2 separate regions of the Homo sapiens genome follow, and region 2 is linked to region 1. A link is an interaction called in ENCODE POLR2A ChIA-PET data of the cell type or tissue named here. Cell type or tissue: Panc1. All regions are shown on one strand. Links, peaks and the distances in the headings refer to the core of each region. The heading gives the core; the rest is flanking DNA.

Region 1 (5,745 bases), core at 468-5,467:
AAATAGAGGCATACGATATGATTGATTTTTATCAAATACTAGGTTGGATATTATAGAACAAATATATAATTTAGAAAAATCCAAGAAAAAAACAGAGATGAAGATGCCCTAACAGATGACTCTACCTGCCAAAAAAAGGAGGAGAGATGTGTATAATGTGCAAGAAAAAAAGTATCTATTTGATAGGTAAGTGTGCTTTCAAATTCTGAAAGGTCTTTAATATTAGGAAAAAGATTTTTACCAAAAATGGAATTTTCCACTAAAAAACAGGAACTAAAATAAGTATCCATTTCAATTCTGAAAAGTGAATGATGAAGAAGGCAAGTCAGAAATTCATTTTAGATGACGAATATGTTACATTTCCAAAAAGAAGGTAAGACACTAGAACAGAGGAAGGTAAAAGAGGAAGTCCCCACTTGTTTCCTTATTACGTGTTAGTTTCTGAGTTAGATGTAAGGGGAGATATATGTTTTGGACAGGTTTCTTGTCCTCAAAAATGTGTAGTTCAGTAAGAAAGATATGATTAAGCCGTGTTGAGGTGAAGCGCTATGCAAATGCAATCAGTGACAAGAGAGGCACAAACCAGTTCCTCCAGAACTGGGGGTGGCCAAGCTTCCCCTTGAAATGCAGGGTTTGCAGGATAGATGAAGCTGAGTGAAGAAGACAGGTGAGTAGTCCATTTCTGAAAAAACTGGAAGGAATTGAGATGGAAAAGTAATAATGTAATACCTAACATTTATCCAGTCATATGCCAGATATGGGGCTAAGATTTTTTTTTTTTAATCCATTATCAGGGAGAAAAAACGTTTCCTCTATTCTCTTAAGTTTGGTAACTGAGAGCCTGTGAATTAAACTAACAAAAGATAGATTAACAGGGGGAAGGGTACACAATTTTTCTTGATATTTACATGCACAAGAGTTCCCAGAAAAAGAGTGAAACTCAAAGAAGCAGACTCAGGGGCTTATACAGCCGTTCAACAAAGGGAAAAGAGTTTGGGTCTCAAGGTATGATAAATAGTGGGGAAGTGACTAGGAAATCCAGTGACTCAGGGAAGATAAGGGTTATTTTAGTAAGGTCGCTTGTGCAAACACATGTTGGCATCAACTCCCTTTCTTCAATGAAAAGAGTCACTCTTCCCTCCTTGTGTAGGAGGTGAGGTCCTCCTCAAAGAGAAACTAAAACTGTATGCCTTGTCTTTAGGCTGTTAATGGTGGGTTGAGGAACTCTTCCTGCACCTGCTGATTCTCAACTGCCTTTAGCCCCAAATAATCTTTATGCCAAAGTGGCATAGTTTAGAGTGGCATCTTCTGATCCCCATCACAATAAACAGGTGTAATACTGATACGACTATGAGACAGGCATAATTGTTGCGTCTTTTCTTAGGTGGGGAAACTGAGGATCTTATGTCCTAGCCAGCATGCCTGACAAAGAGGTAGGTGCTCATGTTGTCAGAAAAGGAGGGCAAGTGGTGTTGGTGTCGCTCAGGCAATTTCAATATGACAAACTGGAAAACTTCTAAATGCACCGTCCTCACTTGTTTCAAGTTTCAGAGGAACCAGGTGGATCCCCCATTCTTTAACTGGTTCCTTTTTCCTTTCAAGTTCAAAAACACTCAAGGAATACTTTAATAAATCAATAAAGTGAACACAGCAAGTGAGGAATGGCAAGAAACAAGAGAAAATGTTCAAGAGGACCGTAACGATGAGAGGAAATTAAAGTAAGTTTACTCAGATGCTTTCATGTAACCGCACTTATTAAAAAAGAAGAAAAAAAGTCTTATAAAGTTGTATAAAAATAGAGTAGCAGAATAATAATAGCCCTAACTATAATTTCTGATACTATGTAGACTGGGGAAAAACATAACCCAATAGCCTAAGGAGAAAAGAAAGAAAATATGTTTGCTCAAAGAAAACAAACACAGACATATAAACCTACACCCCTGATGGCTGAACTTCATAGAACTAAGAAGTCAATAGGAAGAAAGTGCAGACAAGCAGGAAGCTCATTAGATTAGAAATCAAGTTCATGTTCTAGCACTGATGGCCAGCTGACCAGGGCAATTCACAAGCAGTTCAAGTTCAGGGACCAAAGCGCCCCTGAGTGCCTCCATTGGATTCTGCACAGCCAAAAAGACGCTTGAAAACATCAAGCCCTGTCACCAGTACCTTCTATAAGCCTTGAGAGAGGTGTGATGATATAACAGGGAATCAGAGAAGCCTAAACCTGTACCTGCTTTGGGAAACCCATGTAATGCCTTCGCCTGATTCATTATTATTTGAGAACCTACAAGGCCCCTGTGTTCACAACTCTAGGAAGATGCAAGACTCTAGGTATCATGGCTCTTGCCTTTAGAAGCATTTTGCTAGTTTTCTATTGCTCTGTAGCACGCTTCCACACACTCAGCAGCTTTAAACAATCCCTTTATCTGTTCACAGCTCTGTAGATTAGAAGTCTGTGACTGGGTTCTCCATAGTGTCTCAGGAGGCTGACATTAAGGTGTTAGCCAACTGGGTTTTCCTCTGGAGACTGGGGGAAAATCTGTTTTCACACTTATTCAGGGTGTTGTCAGAATTCATTTCTTTGAGGCTGTAGGACGGACATTCCCACTGCCTTTCTTGTTGTCCGCTGTGGGCCACCCTCAGCCTGTAGAGGCCACCCACATTCCTTACTACACAGCCCCCTCCATTTCTAAAACAAGCAATCAAGAAGTCTCCCTCATGTTGAATGTCTGTCACGCTGTGAATCTCTCTCATGAGGAAGATCCCAGCAGCTGATCTGAGACCTGAATTACATCTACAGAATCCCTTGACAGGAGCGGCTAGATATGTGCTGGGCCACACACCAGCAGGCAGAAATCGTGGGAGCCGTATTGAAATTCTGCTTGCCATAAGCATCGGAAAACTATTTACTAAGTGTTGAATAAATGAGAAAAGAAATGAAAACTTCTGGCCCCTCACTGGAATTATCTCCTCAAGTGAGAGGCAGCATAGCTTTGCTGTAATCCTGTCCATCACCTGCAAAGAGCCCGTCCTCATGTTAATCACCTGTTCGTTGCTCACGGCAACTCTGTAAGGCAAGTCCAAGGGCAAGGCTTATGATTCCTGCTCTCCAGAACTCTGATCCCTTAACTTCTTGCCCAGTGCTCTTTTCACGACAAGAAATTACAGTTTCTTTAAGGTTACCTTGGACAAACTCTTTGGTGACATTGTAACAACATGAAGAAGAGACACAGGAGAGCATGGAACCCCGCAGAAGACCCATGAACCAGGGCCGCTTGGGGCTGTGGGCACTGGCTCCTCTGCTGTAACTGAGTCCTTGCCAAGAACCCACTTCTGTGATCTGGCAAGGGGCGGGAGACCTCAGCAGAAGATTTAAAACCAGATGAATCATATCACTGGTAGTCACACAGTGGGCAGTTGTCACTGGTGAAATGACTCCGTAGGTGGCCGCAGCCCAATTATCTGCTAGGTATGGAGGTTGCATCCCAAATCCTGTATGGAGCGGCAGTCCTAAAATGAGTGGCTGGTCCTTTGCCATTTTCCCGTCGCTTGAAGCTGATTGAGGCATCAGTGAACGAGGAGGAGGGTGGGAAAGCAGAGCCTTCCAGGGTCCAAGTCTGAGCATTGATGGGGGAGGCTGGGCTGGGTGACAGAATCTTGATGGCAGACCTCAGTATCACAAAGGGTAAGGTGCTTGGAGGTGAAATGGCCTGAAGTGGGAAAAGAGGCAGATGCTGAGAGGAGGAGAGTCCATGCAAAACTGACAGGGGCTCTTCTGATGGGTCTCACTGCTCCAGGAATCCTGGTCTTCATGCTTTCTAGGCATCCTGTTGAGTCCTGAAAGAGGAGCCCAGACCAACCAGGAGCTCATTCACCCTGGTTTGAGTCTGGGTACCTCTATCTCTTAACCAGCTGGGCACTCTTGGCTTAGCTACTTAACATCTAGTGCCTTGTTTTCCTCATCAGTTGAATGCTGGAAGTTGAGCTCTCTGATTTATGGAGCCCCTTCTGGCTATACATTCTTATCTCATGAGGACATTTTGTGATCTGGACTATATTAAAGAGCCACTCTCTAGGATTAATAACAGTACACAGCAGCCTTTTCATATTCTTTTCTTTTTCTACAGTTACTGCCCAATCAGCACTATAAAATATTCAAATCTTAAAAAATAATTCATTGAATATGTCTTCTTTTAGCACCAGCTGTAACAAAACTACATACATCAGTAGTTAGCTGCTTGCATGTGAAGCAACAGCTACATGCACATGGGAATAAGCTACAAAATGTTATTTTAATAAGATGCTGTCCACCCAAACAAACTGAATTTGAAATGTGGCACCAAACTTGCTATCTGGCTCATTCAAAAATATTTCATGGTCAACCATGTAAATGATAACCTTCAAAAAACATTTATGAAGTAATCAACATGGGAAGACAGAAAGTCAGGCTAGAACTTTATTACCTGTGTTTTGTTGGAGGTATCTAACTGTTCATAGTTCACTGTGAATTCTTTGGATTAGATAGTTCTTTGGAAGAGGAAGATAGTCCTCTCCCAAACAGATAGTCCTTTGGAAGAGGAATCTTTGGAAGGTGATTTGTCACATTATTTGAAAAGAGCATTGTGGCTGATTCAGAGCCGCCATTTCCTTAGGTATCAGCTGAATGAATGACATTTTTCAGCTTAATCAGGCTAAAACTCTTGGAGTCATCTTTGACTCTTTTCTTCAACTTCCTGCATTCTTCTTGGCGCTGTCTTCAAAAGATAACCACAATCCAACCACCTCTCACCACCTCCTGCTCCAGCCATGGTCTGAGCCAACAAGGTCTCTCCCTGATGAGCATGAGCCCCCAAAAAGTTCTCCCTGCCTCTAATTTGGCTCCTCACGGTCTATTCCCAACACATCAGCTACAGTGTTGATCACTTATGTCGGTTCATGTCACTCTTCTGCCCAGATCCTTTGGTGGTTCTTTTTACACAGAATAGCAGTCAAAGTTTATAGAGAGTCCCTCATTTCCTCTACAACCTTCTCTGTCCTCTCTCCCACTGGACACCAGTTGAGCCTGTGCAGTCCAGCCAAGCTCCTGGGTGCTGGGGTGTCCCCTCATCTTGGAATGCTCTTCTCTGATGCTCTCTTGGCCAACTACTTCACCCCTTCAAGTGTTTGCTCCAATTTCATCTTTATTAAATTTGCATAGATTTAGGGGGTACAGTGAAGGTTAGTTCATGGATATATTGCTTAGTGGAGAAGTCTGGGCTTTCTGTGTAGCCATCCCCTAAAGAGTGTACAATAAATGTCCATTGTACCCATTGAGTAACTTATCATCCCTCACCCCCCTCTCAGCCCCTCACCTTTCTGAGTCCCCAATGTCTATTATTCCACTCTCTTTGTCATCTCTGTAAGGCTTCACCTGATCTTTCTGTGTAATACTGCAACTTGTCCCTCACCCCCCAGAAACCCAAACCCTCCTTATCCTGATCTTCTCTTGTTCATAGCATTTAGCAACTTCAGTATGATGCATTCAGTGATAATGAATGTTTAATTTCTATCTCCTGCTAGAATGCAAGCTCTATGAGGGAAGGGATCTATGTTTTGTTTTCTGATGCATCCTAAACACCTAGAAGAATGCCAGATAAATGAAAGCATCCAAATGAAATTTCATCTCACACTCATGTCGGTTGAAAAAGTCAAATTGAACAATAAATCTTGATTGACTACGATAAACTAAAATGTGTTCATTTAGGC
Region 2 (5,745 bases), core at 562-5,561, 460 kb before region 1:
TTTCAAAAAGTGGATATAATTTTCTTTGCATTACCCTATTATTAATATAGTACTATGAATATATATTTTCAATCACATTATATAAATTTTTTATTTTCTCCAGCTATGATTCTATTATGAAAATGCTCCAGATAGCTAGGATAGCAAAAATAATCACCAAAATAATCAACTCACATTTACCCCTTTCTCCTTTCTGACTAATCAAATTCTCTGAGAACTGAGATTTTCTTGTTTTTAAATGCCTTTTTAAAGAGTAATAATTTCTCTTATTTTAAATGTTGTTTGATTGGTGCTTCCATTTTTTTCAATACGAGAACTATTACTGTTATTTAGGTATTTACCATAAGTCTTTTTATTATACTTGAAATAACTTATTTGTAAGCTTAATCGGTACTATATTACAAAAAATGAGTTTAAAAAACTATCTTACCTCCCTCAACTAAACTTTTACTACTTGTTGCTATTTATAAAATATGATTTGGTTCTTACAATGTAAAGAAAACATAATACTTGAAAATAATTGGAAACCAGAAAAAATTACAATAAGCCAAGATTCCTATTTCTGCTCTAATGCTTTGATAATGAGTTAAAGGCAAGGAAAAATAAAATCACACATGGAGCTGAAGTAATGCAACAATTTCTTGGATAATCCAATCTCTAATATTATTAGTATCTAAAATGCTAACCAGGCCCAACCCCTCCTCCTAAATAAGGCATTGAAAAGAAATACAACAGGAAGATCATACTGCCATCAATGGTACTAACATTATTTCTTCATGTCTTTTTCTAAAAAGGTAAGCTTGCTTGAAACCATGTTTCAACATCATACACTAGAAATCCCTAAAATTATTAGAAGTGGTCATTCGAAACTCTGTCACTTTTCACAGATAGCCCACAGATCATACGTCAACAGTTTCCATTAAATAGCTTTTGTATTGTTATCCAAGAGAGAATCCTCATTGTAATTGTATAATCCTAGTTTCATTAAAGTCAGTTTTATATTTTTTGCATTTTAGTAAAAATCTCAGGCGTTTCTTTGAAATTCACAATTCCTACGTTGCATGTTCCAAATCAGTCTTAAATCCACTCAGTAACATAAAGCAATAATATAGAGATTCTGCTAAAAATATTAAACTTCAAATAAATATTTTTAAGAGCTTGACATAGCAATAAGAATGTTAAGACAGACCGAGTTTCTAGGGATTCCATCACAGAAATCACTAGAATTTTGAAATGTGGGTTTGTTGCCATGAAACGTGTTTCAAGCATAGTTTTGACAGATAACGTACCTCTTCCACTTCGACCGACAAACCTGAGGTCATTAAATCTTGCAACCTGGTTCTTCATGGCTGCGGTAGCATTTCTCAGCTCAGCCGAGTAGTTTTCATCATTGCCAGCCATCACAGTGACCAGAGTGCCATCTGGAACATCCCCTAGGGCCACCACCTAAACACCAGTCAAAGGACAAATGCAGACATCAGGGATGTTATACATACACTTTTAGGGCATTTGTGTAGTGATTATTCTAAAATTAAATGTATATTCAATGATTTCTTTTTAGGTTGCAGAGGAATAGCAATGATAACTTAAGCAAAACAACAGAAAAGTTATAAAGAGAAGACACTTTTTTATTATATTTTAGGTTGGTGCAAAAGTAATTGCAGTGTTTGCAATTTTTAACTCCAAAAACTGCAGTTACATTTGCACCAACCTAATACATTATGTATAACTATATGTAAATTTTCAAATAGTGACACATATACTAAATTTACCTCATAAAGCCATAGTAGGTCACATAGCACAGTTGGAACAAGACTAACCATAGCAAGATATCAAGGATTTTGAGTAGCTATGCCGTCTCCTGAATACAAGCATCTCTTCTTAATTTCTCCCGTTTGAGAAACAGAACATCCTGTGTTTGTAAGTTTATAATCCAACCCATCTTTTACTTGCTCAGACCTCCACTAACAGGCTGAACAAGGTGCAGACTTTACTTTTAGAAAATAAAACAAAACAAAAAAACACAAAAAAACCCAATTTCTGCTAAAAGTAGATTTCATCTTGCTGACGATTCTTAAGTAACTTAAACTGTCCCTCTACAGTTCATCTTTGATACCTCCTACTCATCGCTATTATCTTGAGTTTTACTAGCAATGAATTCTAGCACACAAGAAAAAAAAATCAGAAATGCACCCTTCGTTTACTAATTACAAAATCAACAGACCTCAGAAAGACGGGACATTCACTTCTATGCACTCCCCTCAATTCAGGGGTGGAATTGGGTTGCATTTTTGTATCTGTGAGTCTCAGCGTGTGTAAACTCATGTCCTCACAGATGCCTGAGGTTTTCTGCTAGCCCAGCTGATCTTGACCAGGAATTTATTTAATGTAACTGAGTAAGTATGAAGTCTTATCAGGGCTATTGGAGAAAACTGGTAGATAAATGTTTTTATACTCAGGTAATTAAGAAAATGAATTCCAAAGTAAAATACTCTGAAAAGCATGACCTAAAGATACTTTGTACAATAGCATCAATTTCTTGGCTATCATTTAGGCCTTCTAGAAACTATTTTCTTGGTCTAGACATTTACTATTGGCTGTATTTCCTTTGTTTCTATTTTTCAAAGCAGTCATACAACTTCAAATCGAAATGCCCCAAGCTGTATTTATTCTGATCATTTCTGACATTCTTTACGGTAAAGTCAGTAGTGACATTTATATTACTCATTCCAATTACATCATCATTTTTGGTTGCTGTTTTTGAATTGGTAACAGTAAAGCATTCCTTAATCTAGTGTTATCACTCCTTCCTCTGCCTCCTACTTCCCAATTTTTACCTTAATAACTGCTACATAATTTTTTGTAGTATATATTTTCAGGCCTCTTTTTCTATATGTAAAAAAGGCTGCCATAGACTCACTTGTATGATATCGAAGTCATGTTTCTCAAGATTCCCATTTTCATGATCTGCTTAGCCATCACCCTTTCCCTGTGGCCTCCAGATGACTATCTATTGTTTTTATTCATTAGAACTGCTTCAGTCCTTGTGGCACAGAACACGAACTAACTCACTATGAGAGATGAACATACTTCCAACCCCAAGACTACACCAGGATAATCTAGTCTCATAGAAGCAGGGAGGCATTTTCCTCTATTTTATCCAACTTGCACTGCCAAACAAGGTCTGGGCCTTTTCTCTCTTTTTAATCCTTTCATTCCAATTGTTGGACATGTTTTCCATATAGGAGATTTTAAAACTCTGCTATTTATTCCCCAAGCACCCTCTAATTAGCTATTTAGTTCCCATTATAAGTGTGTTTGTTGCCATTTAATTAAGAGCAGTGATACGACAATTCCCTTTTTGTTTTAAAAAGATATCACGGAAATAAATCTCCCTGATCAGTTATTTGGTTATTGCTACTGTTTTTTTTTTTTTTCTATTCCCGAAAAATGGGCTTGCTTTATTTTGCTCTTTTTAGTCTCTCACAACAAATTTTCCCCTTTTTTTCATGATTTTCACTTCCCGTTGTAAAGTTAGCTCACAGTGTTGAAATGCCCTCTTTGAACACATATTTTTACTTCCTCATCCTCCTCTCCCTGTGGTAACCCAGGCTTCTCTATTGTAACTCAACATTCAGCAGGTATACAGAGACTGCCTCCACTACGTGGGTTTCAAACTGAATAACTCATTGTTGGGTCTGGATCTGTAAAAAGGTGAAAATAAATAAATCTTCTTTTATAACTACAGGAATGTATTCTGAATTATCTGCCTCCTACTGCTGTTCCCCTCACAGTGCTCCAAGCCTGTGCCTCTCTCATCTTTCCAATACTATCCTCATTGGTAATTTGGCAAATTCAGGAGACCTTCGCCAAGTCGAAACAAACATAGAATAAAATTATCATGGAGGCTAAATAAGAAAAGGCTGTTGATGTTGGAACTTAAGAAGAAAAAAATTAGAAGTTTAACTCCCACTCCTCTTTTTTTTTAAATGCAGCAGAATCAACCATATTTGGGCACCTACATATCATTCACTTGGCCTTGTATTGATCTCTGAGGGTTTTTTTTTGGTGGAGGCGGGTGGGTAAAGGGGAACTAGTAAATCCAGGGCAATTCATTAATACTGTATATCGTCCAATTGTTAACAAGCATACTTAAGCCAGGTTTAAAAAGTTTCTTTTTAATTCAAAACTAACATGCGTGCTAATTTGATACAGGTTTTGTCACTGATGGGCAATATGGAGAGAATGTAAAAATATCTAACTTCAAACAGAAAAAAGAAACAACTGGAATGAAAAGCTATAAACAATAGGTAAGGAAACACAAACATTTACATTTTAACACAGACCAAACAGGCAAGAAGGGACTTGCTGGCCAAAGATATCTCATATTTTGTTTTACTTCTCTGTTTTTAAAGTATCAGGAAGTTGGGCCAAATATCAACTCTCTTCTATATTACATGGACCTCCCAATACTGTTCTTGGCTAGCCTGTTCACGGTCCAAACTGGCATTTTAAACCAATTCTAATTAGGTTGAAATTACAGTTACAATTCATTTACTTCAAATCCGTTAACCTTCCAGTGTTGCAAAGAAGGCTGTGGAGTGGAACACAGAATTCAGCTGAGATGATATTTAAGGCATAGCTAGGGACTGTGATCTTGCCGACAAAAATATTACTTATTTCCTTTTTATGAAAAGAATATTACCATCAGAATCCAAGACCTCCGAACTTCCCTGCTGAAGGCACGTTTACGTCTTTGGACTCTGGTGTACCAGGGCCTGAACAAGCTATAACACCATGGTATTACCAAATACATCCTAAGTCATCAAAACAGCTTTTTAGGCTAATTCTGTAAGTACAGCAAAACACACAGCAAACTTAAGGTTTTCTTAGTAGTAAAAAACATGTATCTCTCATACTGTAAAAAATAAAGGTGTTCCATGGGAGGGAAGGAGTAGGGGGAGAACAGGTTGGGGCTCAAAATAAGCAAGTAGGGTTATTGTAATCTATTTTAAAGAAAATTCATAATTTTAAATCTCTCTTTAGTTCAGAAGATTGACGTAGAGGATTTACCTACAGAACTTCAGGAGATTCCTAAGAAGGCCTTCAGTGATCTTTTCATCAATATCATCAGGCCTTATCATTGTTTCACATTTGCTTCTCTTTACCATAGGGAATATAATAATTATTTACTGGTTAACTTCCTAGGGAGATTGCCTGCGGCTTATTTAAGATCCAAATTTTAAAGTAATAATTTCTGTTGAAGCTGCTTGTGAGGTGGTTGGGTGGGCAGATAGAGTGAAGCCAGGGACACACACTAAATGAGCCCGGGATGTAGGCAGGTTTTGATGTTTTGCTTGCTTTTATCCCTAACATTTTATCCCTTCACGTTTACTGTCTCACTGAACATTTTGTCTACTCTTCTAGTTATGCAGTGAGCAGGTCTCCTCCAGGAAGAAGCCTCTTTTTATGAGGATTGGGGTGGTGACAGACAATAATCAAATGGTCTGATTTCTCTGCTATCCTTTCCTTTCCCCTAAATGTTCTCAGGGGATCTGCTTGAACTTTTTTCAAGAGCTCTGTATTTGGATTTTTAGTAGCCTATAGATTATCACTCAATAAAACAAATTAATTGTTTTTAAGTGAATTGCCAAAAGTCATTTTAAAAAGGAAACTCTATGGTTATTATGGTTTCTGCTAGAAAGAATTCTGACAGCTCATAAAAGCAATATGTATAATTTTTCA

The links. Peaks named below come from ENCODE experiments on the same cell type or tissue, not always from the same donor. Only the 100,000 strongest peaks of a DNase experiment are listed, where the experiment ranks them.
Region 2: POLR2A ChIA-PET joins it to region 1 with 14 read pairs; 2 of 35 experiments call an interaction of 5 or more read pairs at or near these places.

What each region holds. Positions count from the first base shown.
Region 1 is chr21:35,342,135-35,347,879 of GRCh38, forward strand. No RefSeq gene overlaps it. Among named protein-coding and RNA genes, the nearest start is that of RUNX1, 300 kb to the left of the region's middle. In Panc1, for the core only: no CTCF peak of the experiment used is centred there; no DNase peak of the experiment used is centred there.
Region 2 is chr21:34,879,268-34,885,012 of GRCh38, forward strand. RUNX1 (RUNX family transcription factor 1) reads right to left here. Exons shown (of 9, transcript NM_001754.5): 5 at 1,290-1,446. It overlaps RUNX1-AS1 (RUNX1 antisense RNA 1), which reads left to right. Exons shown (of 2, transcript NR_186614.1): 2 at 4,216-5,745. Among named protein-coding and RNA genes, the nearest start is that of RUNX1-AS1, 46 kb to the left of the region's middle. RefSeq lists a silencer at 3,656-3,705. In Panc1, for the core only: no CTCF peak of the experiment used is centred there; a DNase peak (open chromatin) is centred at 2,734; H3K4me3 peaks cover 3,417 bases; H3K27ac peaks cover 4,392 bases.